Regions from separate parts of the Homo sapiens genome. Here regions 2 and 3 are each linked to region 1. A link is an interaction called in ENCODE POLR2A ChIA-PET data of the cell type or tissue named here. Cell type or tissue: CD4-positive, alpha-beta T cell. All regions are shown on one strand. Links, peaks and the distances in the headings refer to the core of each region. The heading gives the core; the rest is flanking DNA. Region 1 overlaps ATP8B2 (ATPase phospholipid transporting 8B2). Region 2 overlaps IL6R (interleukin 6 receptor). Region 3 has its middle 17 kb from the start of IL6R.

Evidence for each region. Peaks named below come from ENCODE experiments on the same cell type or tissue, not always from the same donor. Only the 100,000 strongest peaks of a DNase experiment are listed, where the experiment ranks them.
Region 2: POLR2A ChIA-PET joins it to region 1 with 11 read pairs; 4 of 35 experiments call an interaction of 5 or more read pairs at or near these places.
Region 3: POLR2A ChIA-PET joins it to region 1 with 15 read pairs; 11 of 35 experiments call an interaction of 5 or more read pairs at or near these places.

What each region holds. Positions count from the first base shown.
Region 1 is chr1:154,332,167-154,339,650 of GRCh38, reverse strand. ATP8B2 (ATPase phospholipid transporting 8B2) reads right to left here. Exons shown (of 28, transcript NM_001370597.1): 9 at 6,954-7,033; 10 at 5,386-5,544; 11 at 5,060-5,148; 12 at 2,107-2,303. It also overlaps the pseudogene RNU7-57P. Among named protein-coding and RNA genes, the nearest start is that of ATP8B2, 10 kb to the right of the region's middle. In CD4-positive, alpha-beta T cell, for the core only: CTCF peaks have their summits at 4,167 and 4,374 (motif pointing right); a DNase peak (open chromatin) is centred at 4,430; H3K4me3 peaks cover 327 bases; H3K27ac peaks cover 1,293 bases.
Region 2 is chr1:154,463,232-154,469,451 of GRCh38, reverse strand. IL6R (interleukin 6 receptor) reads right to left here. Exons shown (of 10, transcript NM_000565.4): 10 at 2-4,318. The coding sequence ends at 4,072. Among named protein-coding and RNA genes, the nearest start is that of TDRD10, 36 kb to the left of the region's middle. RefSeq lists an enhancer at 3,986-4,487. In CD4-positive, alpha-beta T cell, for the core only: no CTCF peak of the experiment used is centred there; DNase peaks (open chromatin) are centred at 2,361, 4,401, 5,651 and 6,131; H3K27ac peaks cover 3,796 bases.
Region 3 is chr1:154,384,644-154,392,127 of GRCh38, reverse strand. No RefSeq gene overlaps it. Among named protein-coding and RNA genes, the nearest start is that of IL6R, 17 kb to the left of the region's middle. RefSeq lists an enhancer at 5,175-5,384. In CD4-positive, alpha-beta T cell, for the core only: no CTCF peak of the experiment used is centred there; DNase peaks (open chromatin) are centred at 5,317 and 6,407; H3K4me3 peaks cover 888 bases; H3K27ac peaks cover 3,011 bases.

The DNA of each region.
Region 1 (7,484 bases), core at 2,162-6,161:
AAACATACACACTGTGACCTGATGAGACTCAGAAAGAAAACTGCTTTAGCTGCTCCCAAGGGCTTCAAGTGAACTGAGATACAAAACACAGATAGCAAAGCCCATAGGTGGGAAAACAAAATTAGGTTGTAAGCACAAAGGCATTTAAATAGTAATGCAGAAGGGAGTGGCAACAGTCACAATGAGCAGGCTACCACCCAGTAACTGTACAGTCACTTAAGTTTAAAATGTATCTTCTAAGCCAATATCTTATATCAAGACATCCTATTAAAAGGTGAGACAAGTACTCCTGTTCCTGTTTCACGTGGGAAAACTAAGATCAAGTGAGGCCCTGAGTGACCGTGGATTTTCCTGAGGTCACATGGCCAGTGAGGAGGCAGGACTAAACCCAGAACCTCCCAACTCTCCTCTTCACACCCTGGAAAAGCCTAAACTATATTCTCTCAGCACAGAAATGCTGTATCTTCTATTTATTATCACCAGCAGTAAGATTGGGGGCTGGGAGAGAGTTGAGGGCTATTTGGGGAATCTGTATGAACAAAAGATGGGAGACAGGACAAGTTTTCAGCACCTCCATAAAACATTTCCTTAAAAATGTCACAGGTTCCCTTATCTCAAGTGCAAGGCACTAAGCAAGAAAGTTCCTTTCCCCTGGCCATTCCTCCTGCCTCGTCTTCCTCCGATCCTCCCCTTCATTCTCACTGGCCTGTCCCTGCTAACATTCTCTTTACCTCAAACATCCTACATGTTGCCTTGATCCTATTCATGCTGTACACTACTGCCAGTCAATACTTCCTAAAGCATTCTTTAGTTTTTTTTTAGAATGCATTTTTTTCTTTTTGTGGGGGAGGGGTTCCAGTGAAAACTGGAAAACCTGCTAGACAAATTCTAAAAGAGCTGTAACACTTAGAATGCATTTTTAGAATACAGAATACATTCTTTTGACTTTCTTCAAAAACTTTTTTGTTTGTTTGTTTGTTTCGTTGTTTTTTGAGACACAGTTTCGCTCGTTGCCCAGGCTAGAGTGCAGTGGCGTGATCTTGGCTCACTGCTACCTCCACCTTCCGGTTTCAAGCGATTCTCCTACCTTAGCCTCCCAAGTAGCTGGGATTACAGGCAACCACCACCACACCTGGCTAATTTTTGTATTTTTAGTAGAGACGGGGTTTCAACATGTTGGCCAGGCTGGTCTCGAATTCCTGACCTCGTTATCCGCCCACCTTGGCTTCCCAAAGTGCTGGGATTACAGGTGTGAGCCACCGTGCCCAGTCTTTTCAATAACTTTTAATGGTTAGTAAATACAAAGTCCACAGGCAAATATTCAAAAGCCTCCACAATCAGGAGCAAGCTATGTTTCCAGCTCTTGCTCTTGGCCCAAGACCCTGGCCAACTATTTCCATAGGCCATTCCCAGGCTCCCATCTCCACACCTTTGCTTCCAGCCCTCTCAGCCTCCTCTCCATTGTGGCTCCACCTTCATCCAGCCCAGTCACCACTCAAAGCCCAGAGCAAATGCCATCTCTCCCTCTCTGCCTACCTGCTTAGGGAGCGACACTCTCCCAGTCCCCGGGCACCCTGTGCCTCCCACATGGTATCTCAGTCTGACACTGTCCAGATCTCCCCTCCTCGACCTATCCATCTGCTGCTGCTAAAGGCAGAGGCCACCTTATACATCTCTGTATCCCCAAGCTTCACATAGAAGACTCTAGGTCGAATTCTACAGCACTGGTTCCTATTTTGTTTTATAATGTGTTTAGATTTTCCTTCCTTTACTAGACGTAAGCTCCTAGAAGGAAGGAGATCCATTCCTAATTCATCTTTTATTTGTGATGGCACCTAGCACACTTCTTTGTACACAGTAGGCATGTAATAAATAGGTGCTGAATAAATCAATATTTTTTTTTCTCTAATACAGTCCCAAGTACCAGGAAACTGTGGTAAAAAGTTTGCTCTGCCCACAAAGATAAACAGATAACATCAAATGTTTACAGTACAGGAAGAAGAGGACTTCTCGTTACTTCTCAAGGACTTCATCTTCATAGAAAAGAAAAGTTCTATGGGACCGCCTGACTCCCTGGAGAGACCCCAGGTCAGAGAAGGCACATACCTGACATAGAGTGAAATGGGCACAACGGTGTTGAGGATGATGATGTAGGACCAGAAGGAGAGGAAGCCAGAGAAGAAGGCACTGTCCACTGCCTCATCCCACGGCAGGTAGACCTGGAAACGCATCCCCACCTCGTGCTCCCAGATGGCATTGCCAATGGCCAGGATCACCCCCATGCAAACCAGGAATCCAAAAATCTGGGGAGGAATGAGAAGCACAGGCGAGGCTGACATGTAGGAAGCCCTCAAAACCAAGTGCATCTGTGATGTATTCATCCCTTGAGCCCTCAAAAGCTCAGATGCTCTAGTGCAAGCTTGTCCAACCCATGGTCTCTGGGCCACATGTGGCCCAACACAGATTCATAAACTTTCTTAAAACACTATGAGATTTTGGTAACAGCTGAATGTTAAATGAAAAATAATTATAAAAAAAAAAAAAACTATTATGGGCTGGGCGCAGTGGCTCAAGCCTGTAATCCCAGCATTTTGGGAGGTTGAGGCGGATGGATCACCTGAGGTCAGGAGTTTGAGACCAGCCTGGCCAACACGGTGAAACCCCGTCTCTACTAAAAACATTAAAAAAATTAGCCAGTCCTGGTGGCACTTGCCTGTAGTCTCAGCTACTCAGGAGTCCAAGGCATGAGAATTGCTTGAACCCGGGAGGCAGACATTGCAGTGAGCCAAGATCATGCCACTGCATCCCAGCCTGGGCAACAGAGCAAGAACCTGTCTCAAAAAAAAAAAAAAAAAAGGCCAGGTGCAGTGACTCACACCTATAATCCCAGCACTTTGGGAGGCCAAGGCGGGCAGATCATGAGGTCAGGAGTTCGAGACCAGTCTGGCCAACATGGTGAAACCCCATCTCTCATCTCTACTAAAAATACAAAAAAATTAGCCGGGTGTGGTGGCGGGCACCTGTAATCCCAGCTACTAGGGAGGCTGAGGCAGGAGAATCACGTGAACCCGAGAGGCAGAGGTTGCAGTGAGCCGAGATAATGCCATTGCACTACACTCCAGCCTAGTGACAGAGTGAGACTCCGTCTCAAAAAAAAAAAAAAAAAATTTATGAGATTTTTTTTTGCAATTTTTTTTTTCTAAGCTTATCAGCTATTGTTAATGTTAGTGTATTTTATGTGTGGCCCAAGACAATTCTTCTTCCAATGTGGCCCAGGGATGCCAAAATATTGGACACCACTGCTCTAGTGGAAAAAGCTCAGAACTGGTGACAGGTTCTAGTCTGTCACCAATTATCATGTGGCCTTCTGTCTGACCATTATTTCATCTATATGATGAAGAAACTGAAATAGTTGATTAGCTCTCAATCTGGCACCTTGAAACCTTCCAGAGTCCTCAAAGTTGGTAAGAGTGGGGATGAGCTACTTTTAACATACCAGAAAACTTACTGTAAATAATCTATTCACCTGGGCTAGGTACAAGCCAACAAAAATGCCAAGCCACGGTAATGTTCACTATCTCACATAGATGGCCTTTTTTTTTTTTTTTTGAGATGGAGCCTTGCTCTGTCGCCCAGGCTGGAGTGCAGTGGCGCGACCTCGGCTCACTGCTGCAAGCTCCACCTCCCGGGTTCACGCCATTTTCCTGCCTCAACCTCCCAAGTAGCTGGGACTACAGGTGCCCGCCACCACGCCCAGCTATTTTTTTGTATTTTTAGTAGAGATGGGGTTTCACCATGTTGGTCAGGATGGTCTTGATCTCTTGACCTCGTGATCCACCCACCTCGGTCTCCCAAAGTGCTGGGATTACAGGCGTGAGCCACTGCACCTGGCTAAGATTGCCTTTTTTTTTTTTAAACTTGGGAAACAAACTTATCTTCATAAACGTAGATTTCTTTTTTGAAACAGGGTCTTGCTTTGTTGCCCAGGCTGGAGTGCAGTGGCATGATCCTAGCTCAACGCAGCCTCAATCTCCCAGGCCAAGCAATCCCCCCGCCTCAGCCTCCAGAGTAACTGGGACCACAGGTGCATGCCACCAAACCTGGCTAATTTTTCAGTTTTTTGTAAAGACAGGGTCTCACTATGGTGTCCAGGCTGTTTTCGAACTCCTAGGCTCAAATGATCCTCCCACCTTGGTCTCCCAAAGTGCTGGGATTACAGGTGTGAGCCACCACTCCTGGTCTAGATTTCCTGATTAGTCAAAAATCTTATAAATTTTGGAGTCTCTGGAGAGACTGGTAAAAAACCAGGCCACTGTCCAATTTCCTACATCTATTTCCAAAGCTGCCTCCGCTGTTTAGGCTTTGAAACAAAATAGGAGATTGGTGCCCAATGGCCACCAGGGGGCGACTGGAGCCCTTATGTGATAGACAACCTCGCCCACCAGGCTGGGTTTCCGCACACTCTTTAAAGCCAGGGCGGAAACAAGCTCACCAGAGGCTAGCCCCAGCCTTCACAAGCTGGCATGTGGCGGGCAGGCAGCAGACAGTCGGGGCACAGGAAGGGGAGGAGAGCCCAACAAGGAGTTCAGATTTCTAGCTAAACAAGAGAAGGATTCAGGAACTGCCAAAAACTTAAACAGAAACTTTTCCTTTGGGATCCTTCGTTCTTAGAAGTTGGGGGGAAAAGACCCTGCCAACCTCTTCCAAATGGAAATTTTTCTTTTAATTCCCTCTCCATCCCCATGAAGGCCTCCTTGTCCCTGGCAAAAGCAAACAGAAGGTCACATGCTTCACAAAGTCATCATCATAACTGGAATCAGAGAAGGGATGATTTGTTTTAGCTTTAAGTTGTTGATTCATGCACGTTCCTGAAGTTTTTTTAAATAACATCTTCCAACTAAAAGGAGCCTAAAATAAACACTGCCTTTGTGTAGCTGACCTGCTAGCAGCTTTAAAGCCAAACCTGAAGTCTACTGACCAAAGAAGAAAGAGGAAAGGAAAAGGAGCACCCAAGGAGAAGAGAGGGCAGGGGCAGGGAGCCAGATGTGGGGCGCCTCACCCAGAGCACCAGGGTATTCATTAGGCGATCGATACTCGTTCTTTTGAACTTTGTTCTGCCGCTGTTTTGCATCAGCTTAGTGTCGGGACCTGGAAAAGAATGGGAAGGGCTGGGAAAGCCAAATAACACATCTGCCTCTGGGCTTCTGCCCTGATCCCCAGACTGCAGGACACCAGGGTGGAATAGAGATACTGGCTAGATAAGAAGCCTGTATACACAGCTGGAGGTTTTTTACCTTAGGTATTCTCCCACCTCATCCCATACTCCTGAGTGAGGGCTGGCTGAGTCACTCTTACCCTTCTTTCTTTGGATGCTAGGAGGCTCACCTGCAAAGATGACCAGCCCGAAGCACCACTCGGTGTTTCGCAGCACACAGCCCCGCAGCAGCATGTTCTGGTTGCTCAGAGGGAACTTATTTTCCTTCCAGTAGAGGGTTCCGCTGAATTTGTCCAGTTTGTTGTTGGGAGGTTCACAGATCACTTCACCTGAACAGGAGACAAGAATTCCACTGCTTAAGGTCCAGTCTACAGCCTAACCACAAGACAATAAAACAAAGAGAAAATGAGCTGAGCGAAGAGGATGCAAGGGCAAGGGCCCATCCATATGCTGCTGGGAGGAGTGTGAGCTGATGCAACTCTTCAGGAAAATAATGAAGCAGGCCGGGCGCGGCAGCTCATGCCTGTAATCCCAGCACTTTGGGAGGCTAAGGCGGGTGGATCAGCTGAGGTCAGGAGTTTGAGACCAGCCTGGCCAACATGGTGAAACCCTGTCTCTACTAAAAATACAAAAATTAGCCGGGTGTGGTGGTGGGAGCCTGTAATTCTAGCTAATCGGGAGGCTGAGGCACGAGGATCGCTTGAACCTGGGAGGTAGAGGATGCAGTGAGCCGAGATCGCACCACTACACTCCAACCTGGGCAGGAGTATTTAAAAAAAAAAAAAAAAAAAAGCTGCAGCATGACCTAATATTTGTTTGTACAAACATGTATGAAAAGTGTGGATGAGCACACACTGACTGTCAATTAATGTGGCTACTTCAGCAGGGTAGAAGAGGAAGGAAGAGCTATTTTCTTCTTCTTTTTTTTTTTTGAGACAGTGTCTCACTGTGTTGCCCACGCTGGAGTGCAGTGGCCCGATCTCGGCTCACTGCAACCTCCACCTCCCAGGTTCAAGCAACTCTCATGCCTCAGCCTCTCAAGTAGCTGGGACTACAGATGCACACCACGACGCCCGGCTAATTTTTGTATTTTTTTTTTCTTTTTGAGACAGAGTTTCGCTCTTGTCACCCAGGCTGGAGTGCAGTGGCACGATCTTAGCTCACTGCAACCTCCGCCTCCCTGCAACCTCCGCCTCCCAGGTTCAAGGGATTCACCTGCCTCAGCTTCCTGAATAGCTGGGATTACAGGCATGCAGCACCACGCCCAGCTAATAATTTTTGTATTTTTAATAGAGACAGGGTTTCACCATGTTGACCAGACTGGTCTCGAACTCCTGGCCTCAGGCAATCCGCCCACCTCGGCCTCCCAAAGTGCTGGGATTACAGGCGTGAGCCATGGTACCGACCTCTATTCACTTTTTCTTATACACTCTGTATGGTTTGTCTTATAAGGAACACATATTATTATTCTGAGCTAATAAGCTAAAAGAATAAGCTGAATTTCTCTCAACATGCATAGCAAGTGGGGAGCTATCAGCCACAAAGTCCCCTTGAAATAATTATAAACTCAAAACCAAGAGGGAGCCACATGACATTACAAACACTCCCCTCCCCAAAACAGTCCAGGGAGTTGCATAATAACAACAAAAAGCCCAAAGGAAAATGTATAATTTAACGCCCCCAAACAAAACCCAACCCCACTCCTCTACCTTCAGGCTGCTCCTCCAAAATTACTCACCGTCAAACTTGGCAAGCTTACTGATGTCTCCCAATTCTGAGGTGACTGGAATCGCCTGACGTACTTTCATGTTGGTCTCGCTGGAAGGACAGTATCTCTGAGTCCCCGCTCCCTCCTCATCCTCTAAATGTTTTTTTTCACAGATGGGGTCTCGCTCTGCTGCTCAGGCTGGAGTGCAGTCGCACAATCATAGCTCACTAAAGCCTCGAACTCCTGGGCTCAAACAATCCTCCCGCCTCAGCCTCCCAAGTGGCTGGGATTATAGGCATTAAAACCACCATACCCAGCTAAGTTTTAAACTTTTTAAATTTTTTGTTTGTTTGTTTTATAGAGATGAAGTCTCACCATCTTGCCCAGGCTGGTCTCAAACTCCTGGCCTCAAGCAATCCTCCCACACTGGCCTCCCAAAGTGCTGGGATTTACAGGAGTGAGTCACCATGCCCACCTCTCCCCATCCTCTAAATTCTACCTGGTGACACCTAAGCATGGTGCATAACTGCTCAGCCCAGCAAATACTGGTTGAATAACACT
Region 2 (6,220 bases), core at 2,221-6,220, 130 kb before region 1:
GTATTTTTTAAGAGTATTTATTCCAAACACAATGTTCACTTTAAATGCAAAATAGCTGGTAGAAAAAAAAACACTGAAAAATATACTGACCCTTTGCCCCATATACAGACATCAGCCTTTGGTATTTGCTTTCAGGTAATTAGGTAAAACAAACAAACAAAAACTTGAAACTATTATTTATCTCCAAGAAAACAACGTAGAGTTGAGGTATTCTATTTAACAGATGTGATCTCCATCCAATAAGGTCTCTCTGTTAATTAACAGCCTTGTGACATGCTGTTCCAATCCTTTCCTCCTAAAGTAGAATTTCATTTGAGCATATGTTCATAAAACTGACAGTGTTCCTTAATAATCACTAAGGTTGCCATAGAAACTCCCTGGTGCTGGTGCCCAGCCGCACGGAGGACAGGAGGCCTTCACAGGGCACTGAGGAGGGCCTGGCACGGACCCTGAACTGGCCCGCCTGCCCCTCCGTGTGCAGCCCCTGCCCACGGCTGCACGGGACAGCTGGGTGCAGGGCTCTTGCCTCAAAGGGTCACAGGTTGCCCCTGCATCTCCAAATTAAGACCACCAACTCCACCTGGAGCTGGTGTCAGCATCCTCCCCACCTGGGTTAGCCTTCTGGACGTGCTGTGAGATAATAGAGCTCAGCACCAAAGCAGCTGGGAAGACATTCCTGAACATTCTCCAGGAAACAAACCCATAGACCACAACATGCCCAGCCTGCCCCACTGGGCCCTGTTCACTACCAGGTGGGCTTCCAGCCTGGTTCCAGCAACAGATTCCACAACCTGCCGCGGCAACCAGTTTCCTTTCTCCCAAGACAGCAGGGAAGTGCCAGAGGCTCCGTGTGAACTCAGAGCCTGATAAAGAAAGCGTAAGGGCAAGTCCCCATCAGGGCCAAGAGCTCTCTGAGTTACCAAAGGCCTCGTCAACATAGCCAGTGCTACCCCTGGACACATTTCTTGAAAATATTTCATTAATGCTACAAACATTATTGATCATTTTACTTTAGGCCTTGAACCAGCATATTTTTTACTTTCCCCACCCAGCAGGATAAGCTGTCGTATTTAACCTAAATGGTCTCTGTCTCAGCGTTTCACGTCTGGCTGCGTGGCAGATGGCTACAGGTGTTAGGCAAATAACAGCACTGCTGGGGACTCAAGGCAGTGGGGGTGCTGCAGAAACACAGGTAGAAATGCCCCGTGCATTGAGACACATGTTCAGTCACCACAGATTAGAGAACATAGAGAGCTTAGGATGTATACCTGTGTACGCTGAGCCAGGCCTACAGCCCAGAGAAGACATTTTTTCTTCATTTACATTAGCTTATGAAAAATAAAGGGAAAACAACCCTCTTCAATACAAAAACAAAAAAACAAAACAAAGCAATTCCATTACAATAAAAATGAAAGCAATAACAATTTGGAGATCAAAGCTGCCTAGCTCTTGGCAATAATGAGCTATCTGGATTTCACATCTTCCGCTAGCATGGTTCTGCCCGGCTTTGGTAACACCACATGTGGGTAAAACGGTATAAAGAATTGAAGAACTGTGGGCACAGAATCACCCTTACTGCAGATTCTCATTCTTAATATTTCCCTTTAACAGCATTTTGCTGTTCTCAAGTCTCAGAAACTTTATGTGGTGGGATGGGAGGGAACCACCATAACCGCCTGCCTGCCTTTTTTTTTCTTAACTGTTATTGTTCATAATAGAGATGGTGTCTCACTATGTTACCCAGGTTGGTCTCAAACTCCTGAGCTCAAGCAATCCTCCCACCTTGGCCTCCCAAAGTGCTAGGATTACAGGCGTGAGCCACCGCGCCCGGCCATCCTGCCTTTTTGCCAACCTAAGATGAGTTGCCTCAAGCAGCAATAGGGTCTAAAATCTACAGACAAGCCCAGCAATGAAAATCACGGCTTACTGAAGACAGTAACAGCTTAAACCTGGAAAACCGTAAACAAAACATGGTCACTTTCATCCTTTCGCACCTGTCTGGTGATGGTGGTGGTTTTTCTAAGAGGGTAGAGTATTAGAAAAGTTTTGTGGTCTGGTAAATATTGGGTCCATGGTTACACGGCTGATTTAAATCATATCCCCACTCTGGAATACCCTGATAACTTGAGAGCTAACTGGGTAACCACTAACACCACTGAATTTTCAAAGCTCGGACAGAAAAGTCAGCTGAAGTGGTTAATCATGGTGTTACAACTAGACATTTAGTCCTGCTTCAATTCTTGCAGAGCTGAATCAACTCAAGGAACTAAATAAAAAGAGGAAGGCACCGAGGTAAGGGATTTTTTTTAAATGGGATTTTTTTAAAACCTCTTTGATAGCAGAAAGCTCAGGGCTTTCAGGGTGGGGAATTTCTAGGACCCTGCCGGGCAGTCGTGGGAGGCTTCCTTCTCGGCACTGGGACAGGGACCGGACACCCTCTCCATAACCACCTGGGGGAGTAGTCACACGCTGGTTTTTCCCTAGAGTAGAGAAGAGGCAGGCTATTTTTCCACTTTTTAAGACAAAAACAAAATACAGAATGAAACCACAATCTCTTCTCTAATAGGGAAAATATTTTTTCTTTTTCTTTTTCTTTTTTTGAGACAGGGTCTCACTTGCTCTGTCACCCAGGCTGGAGTGCAGTGGTGCAATCTCGGCTCACTGCAGCCTTGACCTCCCAGGCTCAAGAGATCCTCCCACCTCAGCCCCCCAAGTATCTGGGACTTCAGGCACACTCTACCACACTTGGCTAATTTTTATGCTTTTTGTAGAGATGGGGTTTTATCACATTGCCCAGGCTGATCTCAAACTTCTGGACTCAAGTGATCCTCCTGCCTCGACCTCCCGAAGTGCGTGGGCCACCATGCCTGGCAGGAAAATATTTTTTCTCTTCCTCCTTTTTCACTTGACTTGGTTTTGGGCTAAACAAAGTTATGGTGCTTCCCCCACACCTAAGTAAGTTACTTCTATGCTGACACAGCGAATATTGGATATTCCACCCTCTCAAGAGAAAACAGTCAGCAGTTTTTTAAAAACCAAGTTTAAACACATTCTTGCCAGGCTCATTTTTCTTTTCACATTGTCTTCCTTAATATTATCTTCCCTAGTTACCCAGGTTCAGCTGACAACAAACAAAGCTGCAGTAAAACCGTTTTGATCTCAGAAATGGCAGAAGCCCTCCCTGCTGCTAGCTCTCCTTTGTGGGAGGTGGAGAAGAGAGAACATTGGTTTTCAGAGGCTGTGATCCCCCACTCAGCTCCCACTCTACAGGGGATGGTAGAGACCCTGTGCCCCTCTCCTCTCCTTCCTCTGCTTCTCACCTGAGGTCCTGCAACCCAAAGCCAATGCAGTTGCCTCTGTATTCAGCAAATGCCTAGGATCATCATTCACATTTAGCAAAATGCTAATGAGGAACTAATTATAATTCTGTTGAAAACGACCAGGCCCTGAGATACTGTATTATTCACCCACTCACCCTCAGCTGTTTTTCAACTGTAGGGAAGAAAGGGAGGAGAGAGCTTCTTCCCCCAGCCTTGGCGGTTTAAGTAAAAGCCGTCCCCAGGCCTAGAAAAACAGAATTTGCTAAGGCACTTGGGTTTTAAGAGTTTGAGTTGGAAGATGAAACGATGCAGTGGGCCAGGAGCATGGCGGCTGGAGGAGGCTTTGGCTGGAAATCCATCCCACCTGCCTGAGGGTGCAGCTTGTGCAGAGGTGTTGAGGGGTGGGCTGCCAGCCGCTTCTCCACACCGAGGCCCCCACCAACCTGCCCAGCTTTTGAGTGTCCGTGTGAGTGTCCAAAGAGTCTTGATATGGTTCTCTTCACAGTGGCCCAAGTTCACTCTAGCCCCTTTAAGCTGGGCATTTGGAAAGGGAGGTTTGAAACCTCAACCAGCTGAACAGCTGGAGCAGGCTGATTTTCCCCTGGCGTAGAACCTTCCGCAAGGCTCTTCCGTGAAGCCAAAGGCCGCACACCCCTGAGATAAGCTGGCATGGCAGTGAGAAGCATCTTTTGCTGAGCCCGTTTGTGTTTTATCATCCACAGGGTCCAGGCTGCTGGTGCCACCCAGCCAGCTATCTGGGGAAGAAGTAGTCTGTATTGCTGATGTCATAAGGGCTCCGTGGGTCCCTGGCATCTGGTCGGTTGTGGCTCGAGGTATTGTCAGACCCCAGGCTGCTGGGGGACACCGGTGGGGAGATGAGAGGAACAAGCACTGGGGTGGGTCGAGGCCTCTCCGGGACCAGCTGCCCCAAAGAGTACGGCGGATGCATGCTTGTCTTGCCTTCCTTCAGAGCCCGCAGCTTCCACGTCTTCTTGAACCTTCACACAAACACACAAAGACAAACCACACAGATTTTTAGCTCCCCCTGTGACAAGCCCACAGTGGAAAACACCAACAGCTGGCTGCCCTGGTGGCCTGGCGCGCCCAGGTTTCGGCTCAAAGGAGCAATAACTATCAGCTGTCTTTTTGTTTTTTGTTCATTTGTTTGTTTTGAGACAGGATCTTGCTCTGTTACCCAGGCTGGAGTGCTATGGCGTGATCTCAGCTCACAGCAGCCTCAACCTCCTTGGGCTCAGGTGATTCTTCCACCTCAGCCTCCTGAGTAGCTGGGGCTACAGGTGTGTGCCACTACATCCGACTGATTTTTGTATTTCTCATAGAGACAGGGTTTTGCCATGTTGCTCAGGCTGGTCTTGAATTCCTGGGCTCGAGCAATCCGCCCGCCTCGGCCTCCCAAAGTGCTGGGATTACAGGTATGAGCCGGCACACCCGACCCGACTGTTTTTATCACCAGGGAGTTCACCATACTCTGAAGAGTTGGTGAGTTTCCAAAACACTCCCAAGGAAATAGATGTGTATTGTTGGTCCAATTTACAAGTGAAGAAACTGAGGCACCAAAAAGTCACTTAACAGTCCCTTAATTGTCCCATTGCAGAGGCTGTTCATTAGGTACACATCATCAGTCCCAAATCCATTTACTTAAAAAAAAGAAAAATAGGCTGGGCGCAGTGGCTCACGCCTGTAATCCCCACACATTGGGAGGCCGAGGCGGGCGGATCACCTGAGGTCAGGAGTTCAAGACCAGCCTGGCCAACGTGGTGAAACCCCGTCTCTACTAAAAATACAAAAATTAGCCAGGCGTAGTGGCAGGCACCTGTAATCCCAGATACTTGGGAGGCTGAGGCAGGAGAATCGCTTGAACACGGGAGGCAGAGGTTGCAGTGAGCTGAGATCGTGCCATTGCACTTCAGCCTGGGCAACAAGAGTGAAACTCTGTCTCAAAAATAAAAAAAAAGAAAAGGAAAGAAAATAAAAAAAGAAAGCATTCTTTTAGTAGGGAAAGAAAATGGGCCTCTCGGTCAAAGTAAGGCTGGCAGGAGGCAGATAATTTGCAACCGCCATGTAATAGCAGGAAAAGGGTCCCACTGCTCCCTCAACTGCCTTCCTGTTCCTCTTGCTCCTAATGTTGCTGACCTCCCCAGTTCTCCCTACGCCTCTCGGTCCACTCCCACCATGCTGGTGAGTTCCCACAGACTCAACTGTCGGCACCACTGGGCACAATTTGACTCATCTGACAGGAAAGTCAATGCTACACAGGAAGGAGATAGACATCTTTCTGATCACAGCTTGGTTCACAGTGCTCCACTCTGGGCCCAAAGCCAGGGCTCAGTAACTGAGAAAAGTCACTTGACAGCTCAAAGAAAGATGAAATGGTGACATGGATCTTCAAAAGCACAGTCACGTCCCCTTCCTAAAGGGGCCCTTCAACTGTGCCAGGGTGGCCAGTGCCCCAAGCCTCAGCCCCTCCCTCTTGCTTCCCACTTTGTGACTGACATGCCTCCTAACCCCAAAGTGGGAACAAGGTGGCCTCCCTCAATTCCATGGAAGATCAGTTACTCCAGGAAGGGCTGGGAAAGAGGAGGGGAAACCAATGTCAAAAACAAGATTTGGGGATTTTCCTTGGGTTTCTTTTTATATCGACAGGTTATTCCTGTCCTTGTTATGATAAATAATTAATAGTTGGCTCCAAATCTGCCACTGGCTTTTAGCTTGGTATCCAAATGAAATAAACAATCTGCAGAATATTATTTAGGGCTTCACCATGTGGACACCACACAGGAAGAGAGCCCAGCAGGGCTGCTGACTGGAGCTATGCTGAGTCATTGAATGGAGTTCTCCTGTAAGAAAGGACTGAGGAGAGAATCATTACACTCTGGATT
Region 3 (7,484 bases), core at 3,408-7,407, 51 kb before region 1:
CACGCCTGGCTAATTTTTGTAATTTTTGTAGAGACAGGGTTTCACCATGTTGGCCAGCTGGTCTTGAACTCCTGGCCTCAGGTGATCTGCCCTCCTTGGCCTCCCAAAGTGCTGGGATTATAGGCGTGAGCCACCACACCCAGCCAGAAAGTGTTAAAGCCCATGATGACTGCACCATCACGGCTGCTGGAGCCTCCACTGCTGCTATGATTCTCATTGGAATCACTGCACATATCACCTTGCAGGGAAGGAGTGCATTCCTGCTGTTGTTACAGGAGCCCAAAGTCACACCACTGTTGCTGCCTCCTCCAGCCCCAGAGTCCACAATCACTGTGCTGCTGTGGCCGCAATCACTGTGCTGGTGAAGCAAGGAATCTAGGAGCCTACATCCACCTGCTGCTGCCACTGTCAGAGGAACTGCCAAAAGAAGAGAACAAGAAGACCTCTTCCTTTAGCTTCCCTTCTAATCTTTCACCAGGGGCACCCATTGCAGAACCTAGCCAGAAGTCAGCTGGAAAGAGAGTCAGAGGAAAGTAGCTTGCAGTTTCCCAGTTCCTTACAATACAACCAAAGCAAGGAAGTGCAGTGTGATGGTTAATTTTACGTGTTGCTGGCATGTTGATTCATGCCTGTAATCCTAGCATTCTGGGAGGCAGAGGCAAGATGATTGCTTGAAGCTAGGAGTTTGAGAAAAGGCTGGGCAATGTGGCAAGACCCCATTTCTACAAAAAATTTTAAATTGCTGGGTGTGATGTCTCACAACTGCAATCCCAGCACTTTGGGAGACCCACGTGGGAAGGTTGTTTAAGCCCAAGAGTTCATGACAAGCCTGGGCAAGATAGCGAGACCTGTCTCTACTAAACAATTAGCCAGGCGTGGTGGTACGTGCCTGTAATCGCAGCTACTCTGGAGGCTGAGGCACAAGAATCTCTCGAACCCAGAAGGTAGAGTGTTGTCACTGCATTCCAGCCTGGGCAACGGAACAAGACTCTGTCTAAAAAAAAAAAAAAAAAAAAAAAATTAGCCAGGCGTGGTGGCACACCTACTCAAAAGGCTGAGGTGGGAGAATCGCTTGAGCCCAGGAGTTCAAGGCTATGATCAATTCATTGCACCCCAGCCTGGGTGACAGAGTGAGATCTTGTCTCAAAAAAAAAAAAAAAGTGTGAATTTCAGTGGGCCATGGCATACCTCAAACATTATTATGAGAGTTTCTGTAAGGATGTTTTAAGGGTAGCTTTTTTTTTTTTTTTTTTTTTTGAGACAGGGTCTCGCTTCGTCACCCAGGCTGGAGTACAGTGGCACCATCTTGGCTCACTGCAACTGCCGCCTCCTGGGTTCAAGCCATTCTCCTGTCTCAGCCTCCCAAGTAGCTGGGATTACAAGCGTTCGCCACCATGCCTGGCTAATTTTTGTATTATTAGTAGAGACGGGGTTTCACCATGTTGGCCAGGCTGGTCTCAAACTCCTGACCTCAAGTAATCCACCCACCTCTGCCTCCCAAAGTGCTGGGATTACAGGCATAAATCACCGCACCCAGCCTGTAAGGGTGTTTTTGGATGAGGTTAACATTTAGGCCAGGTGTGGTGGTTTACACCTGTAATCCCAGCAGTTTGGGAGGCTGAGATAGGTGGATCCCTTGAGCCCAGGAGTTCAAGATCTCGAGACCAGCCTGGGCAAAATGGCAAAACCACATCTCTACAAAAAAATACAGCAATTAGCCAGGCACGGTGGTATGCGCCTGTGGTTTCAGCTACCCAGGAGGCTGAGGTGGGAGGATCACCTGAGCCTGGGAGGTGGAGGTTGCAGTGAGCTGAGATCATGCCACTGCACTCCAGCCTGGGTGACAGAGTCCCTATCTCAAAAAAAAAAAAAAAATAAGAAAAAAAAGCTGGGCGCAGTGGTTCATGCCTGTAATCCCAGCACGTTGGGAGGCCAAGGCAGGCGGATCACCTGAAGTCAGGAGTTCCACACCAGCCTGGCCAACATGGTGAAAGATTTCTTTCTTTTTTTTTTTTTTTTTTGAGATGGAGTCTCGCTCTGTTGCCCAGGCTGGAGTGCAATGGCAAGATCCTGGCTCACTGTAACCTCCGCCTCCCGGGTTCAAGCAATTCTCCTGCCTCTGCCTCCTGAGTAGCTGGGATTACAGGTGTGTACCACCGCACCCAGCTAATTTTTGTATTTTTAGTAGAGATGGGGTTTCACCATGTTGGTCAGGCTGGTCTCGAACTCCTGACCTCATGATCTGCCTGCCTTGGCCCCCCAAAGTCCTGGGATTACAGCTGTGAGCCACCACGCCTGGCCAGTGAAACCACATTTCTACTAAAAATACAAAATTAGCTGGGAGTGGTGGTGGGTGCCTGTAATCCCAGCTACTTGGGAGGCTGAGGCAGGAGAATCACTTGAACCCAGGAAGTGGAGGTTACAGTGAGCTGAGATCGTGCCATTGCACTCTAACCTGGGCAACAGAGTGAGACCCTGTCCCAAATAAATAAATTAATAAATAATTTAAATTTTTTTTAAATAATTAAACTGAGTAAAGCACATTGTCCTCCCTAATGTGGATAGTTCTCATCCAATCAGTTGAAGGCCTGAATAGAGCATAAAGTCTGACTCTTCCCCGAGTAAGAATTCTTCCTGCCTGACTGCCTTTGAAACAGAGAACATTGGCTTTTTCCTACCTTTGAACTGAACATCAGCTCTTCCTGAGTGTCAAGACTTTCACCCTTCAGGCTGGAACTCCACCATCAGCTCTCCTAGGTTTCCAGCTTGCAGACTCACCCTACAGATCTTTGGATTTACCAGTAAAAAAAGCCTCCGTAATTGCACAAACCAATTCCTTTATATATATATAAAATATTACCTATTAATATAATATGTTTTATATAGTATATAGAGAGAAGATATATATTCTATATATACAGAAGATATGTATCTATAACATATAGATATGTATTTATATATAAGATGTATATTCTATATATACAGAAGATATATATTCTGTATATTCATACGTATATATAGAAGATAAATATATATTCTATTTCTCTGGAGAACCTTTACTAATACAGGTGGGCAGGAATGGAGGTGAGAAAAAAATGGCCATCATTAAAGTTTGAAAGTTCTCATTTAGTTTGAGGGCAGCAGACTCATAGTAGAGTTGACCTTCAGCTGGGCCTTAAAGGTATCATTTCTTTTTTTTGTTTGTTTAGATGGAGTCTCACTCTGTCGCCCAGGCTGGAGTCCAGTGGCGTGATCTCGGCTCACGGCAACCTCCATCCTCCCAGGTTCAAGCAATTCTCTGCCTCAGCCTCCCAAGTAGCTGGGATTACAGGCGCCACCACGCCCAGCTAAGTTTTTGTATTTTAAGTAGAGACGGGGTTTCACCATCTTGGCCAGGCTGGTCTTGAACTCCTGACCTTGTGATCCACCCGCCTCAGCCTCCCAAAGTGCTGGGATTACAGGCATGAGCCACCACACCCGGCCAAAGATATCATTTCTATAAGTAGAGATGGATGGATTGGAGAGGTGAGGGAGAAGATAGAGAAAACTCCAAGCAGAAGCAACAGTATGAGCAAAGACACAGGAAAATTCTGGCTGCATTCAAAAAATAAAGCATTACATTAGTACAGCACTTTATAGTTTACTGTTTCCACACACCCTATTGAGGCATCATATAGGAAGCAATAAAAATTGGGACTCAGACGGGTTTGGCCAAGATTGTGCCACTGCACTCCAGCCTGGGCGACAGAGCGAGGCTCTGTCTCAAAAAAAAAAGAAAAAAGAAAATTGGGACCTAATAGAGAATAAACTTCTCAAAGGACCCATGTACCTAGACCTCAGTTGCTATTTCCCACCCCTAAGCCCATGGTCTCTAGAGTTAAGTACAATCTACTCAGCCAGGTGCGGGGGCTCACGCCTGTAATCCCAGCACTTTGGGAAGCCGAGGCGGGCAGATCACCTGAGGTCTGGAGTTCAAGACCAGCCTGACCAACATGGTGAAACCCCGTCTCTACTAAAAATACAAAATTAGCCCGGCGTGGTGGCACATACCTGTAATCCCAGCTACTCAGGAGGCTGAGGCAGGAGTATCGCTTGAACCTGGGAGGCGGAGGTTACGGTGAGCCAAGATTGCACCATTGCACTCCATCCTGGGCAACAAGAGCAAAACTCCGTCTCAAAAAAAGAAAAAAGTACAATCTACTCAAACACTTACCAGTCTGGCCCCATGATGCCTTTTCTTCCTCTTTCTTCTGAGTCCTCTCTCAAATATACTGTGTTTCAGCCAAAGAAGATTTGAAAATTCCAGATGTACCCCAGGAACCAAAAAACCCTCTGGGTTTAGGTGACAACTGATGTAGCCAACTTGAAATACCCAAATCCTGGCCAGGCACAGTGGCTCACGCCTATAATCCCAGCACTCTAGGAGGCTGAGGCGGTGAATCATTTGAAGTCAGGAGTTCAAGACCAGCCTGGCCAACATGGTGAAACTCCCTCGCTACTAAAAATACAAAAATTAGCTGGGTGGGGTGGTGCATGCCTCTAGCTGCAGCTACTCGGGAGGCTGAGGCAGGAAAATCTCTTGAACCCGGGAGGTGGAGGTTGTAGTGAGCCAAGATCATGCCACTGCACTCCAGCCTGGGCGACAGAGCGAGACTATTGTCTCAAAAAAAACCAAAAAAACAAACAAAAAAAAAAAACAAAAAAGGCCAAATCCTAAATGACCAGCAGAGAAAACTGAGAAGCAACCCATCTATTCATAAAATCCTCAAAACGCTCATGAACTGGCAGCTCCAAGTACCTCTGGAACTGAGTTTGTGTGTCTCTGAGTGTGTGAGTGTGCAAACAAGGAGGACTGGTTGAAAGCTGTTTGAGAAGCACCCTTCATTACTGAGTAACTACCCCTCCCTCCCTCCCACAGAAATCTGCAAGCTTGTTCTCTGTACAGGATAAAACAGAGAGTCTCTGAACTGGGTGATACCAGGCACATTTGACAGCATGGCTATGGCTTGTAAACTCGGGAACTAAGGGACTGCGTATGCCAAATGCCCCAGGCTAAGACCCACAGCCCTCTGCCTCCTTTCGGGGGCCAGAACACTGGCAGGCTGGCCTGTTCCCTCCTAGAAGGAGATTCTTCTCTGGGTAACCTGACTGGCCCCAGACGAAAGACCTAAAGATCCAGACATGTGGGGACTCCCCCAGCAAACAGTCCCGTCCAGATGCCCACCATGTGAGCTTCCAATCAGCGCCTTCGTTCCCATGTCAGAGCTTTCTCTTTGCTACTCCCCACCCACGCTGCCTGGCCCTCTGCACTGGGGGTATTCCAGGAAGAGACCACATGAGCAATACCCCACACCCTCTGACTAGCAGTTGGTCTAGACAACGCAGAACCCGGAAGACCAGAGGGAGGAGGAGCGTGAGATCAAGATATCTGTTCCTCTGGTTCTTCTCTTAGAGGGTTCCTCTCTTAGGCTGCCTGTGTCTCTCAACCAAAGGTTATAGCTCTCCTATACTCTGTCTTTGTAAATGGCCATTTTGTAAAGAAATCCTCCTAAAATAATCCTAACTTGAGTAAACCATATGTTTACTGTAAGGACTTAACTGATATTTGCCTGTCTTATAAATAATCAGTCAAAGATCACCAGACAGCTGAAAAAAACCTCAGACATGGAAGATAAAAACAAATGAGCAAAAAGCAGACTGAAAAGCAATTTGCAGAAATAGTTTCTACACAGGAAGAAGAAAACTTCAAAAGAAAAATATCAAATAATACTTCAGAGAGGCCAGGCACAGTTGCTCACACCTGTAATTCCAGCACTTTGGGAGGCTGAGGTAGGTGGATCACCTAAGGTCAGGAGTTTGAGACCAGCCTGGTCAACATAGTGAAGCCTCGTCTCTACTAAAAATACAAAAATTACCCAGGCATGGTGGCGCGTGCCTGTAATCCCACCTACTCAGGAGGCTGAGGCAGGAGAATCGCTTGAACCTGGGAGGTGGAGTTTGCCGTGAGCCGAGATCGTGCCATTGCACTCTAGCCTGGACAACAAGAGCGAAACTCCGTCTCAAAAAAAAAAAAAAAAACAGGAGAACAGGAGGACACATGAGTTTGGAGCTTCATACAAACGTGTGGTCAATAACAGAACAGGCCTGTATTTACCTGTGTACAAAAACGCCTGTGTGTCTGCAGCTACAGACAACCTACTATGAAACCACTAATCATTTCCTCATTGCTTTCGGATTCAGGCTTCTCCTCCAGACATGCTTAGCTGTGGTTTAGGAGCTGCTACGCTTATGGGGTCTTTCCAGTGTCTTCCTAGCGCCTTCCTTTCCTCTCCCAACCCCTACGCCCTCTGCCCTCAGGGTTCCCAGGTTAAACAATCAAGATACACACTTCCGCCTCTAGGCACCACGCCCCATCCTCTTCCTGGAGCTCCACCCACAACAAGGTACTGAAGAGGAGGAAGTAGAGAGGAAGAACACTAGATTATTGAATAAATAACCTGAGAATTGAATAAATTGGAAGTTAGCCCTATTGTTAATCTTTGAACCATGGGAAATGGTAGCATGGGAAGAATGACCCCTAAAGCCACTGAGTTGGGGTGGGGCTGGCTCTCCTCCACTTAAAACCCCTCAGGGCTCTGGCTTATTCCCAGAATAAGGCTGAAATCCCTTCACCGAGAAAAGGGTTCTCCAGAAGTCACCCTGCTTTTCTCTCCTGCCTCATCTCTTGCCACTTTCTCCTTGTTATCTGGGCTCCAGCCACAATAAACAATGTTCTTGCAGACAAGAGCATTGACTTCATGTGGGCAAGTGTGGCTCTTGTCCCGGGCCTCATGGTTAGAGGGCCCTGAATTATTCACACATGTGCACACACACATTTAACACACACTGCTCCTCTGTCATTAGGGATCGGGTGCTTTTTGCTGACTTAGAGAAACCCCATGCCTGAAACCTACTCATCTGCTCTCAGGAGAGGTAGTAATTGTCACTGCTCATTGATAAACACTCCCTGTCTTCATTGGAGCAGGCCCAGGGGTTGTTGGGTTTAACTCCATCCCAAATTCCAGAGATGAGCCAGGTTGATGTAAGCTAGTCAGGGGATCTCCCTCCACCTGTCTCTTCCCTGTACCTACAAGCATGCACAAACAGGGCACAGCACTTCCCTGGTCAAAGGGCTTGGTTCGATTGAGGATAGAGCAGTGGATGGCACAGGAGACACCCCCCTCCCTTGCTCTGAATCAGGCAGAGTGTAGATGTGAGGCCTGGGAATGATAACAGCCATTTAGTTCCCCCAAGATAAGCCAGACTTGGAACATTGCCACTTGACACCCCCATTACCCAAAGACAACTGGAGATAGCTGAGCTAAAGCTCAAGCATCGTCATTTGGAGGTTGGTTGGTTCGTTTGTTTGTTTGTTTGTTTTGAGACAGGGTCTCTGTCACCTGGGCTGGAATGCAGTGGCATGATCTCGGCTCGCTGCAACCTCT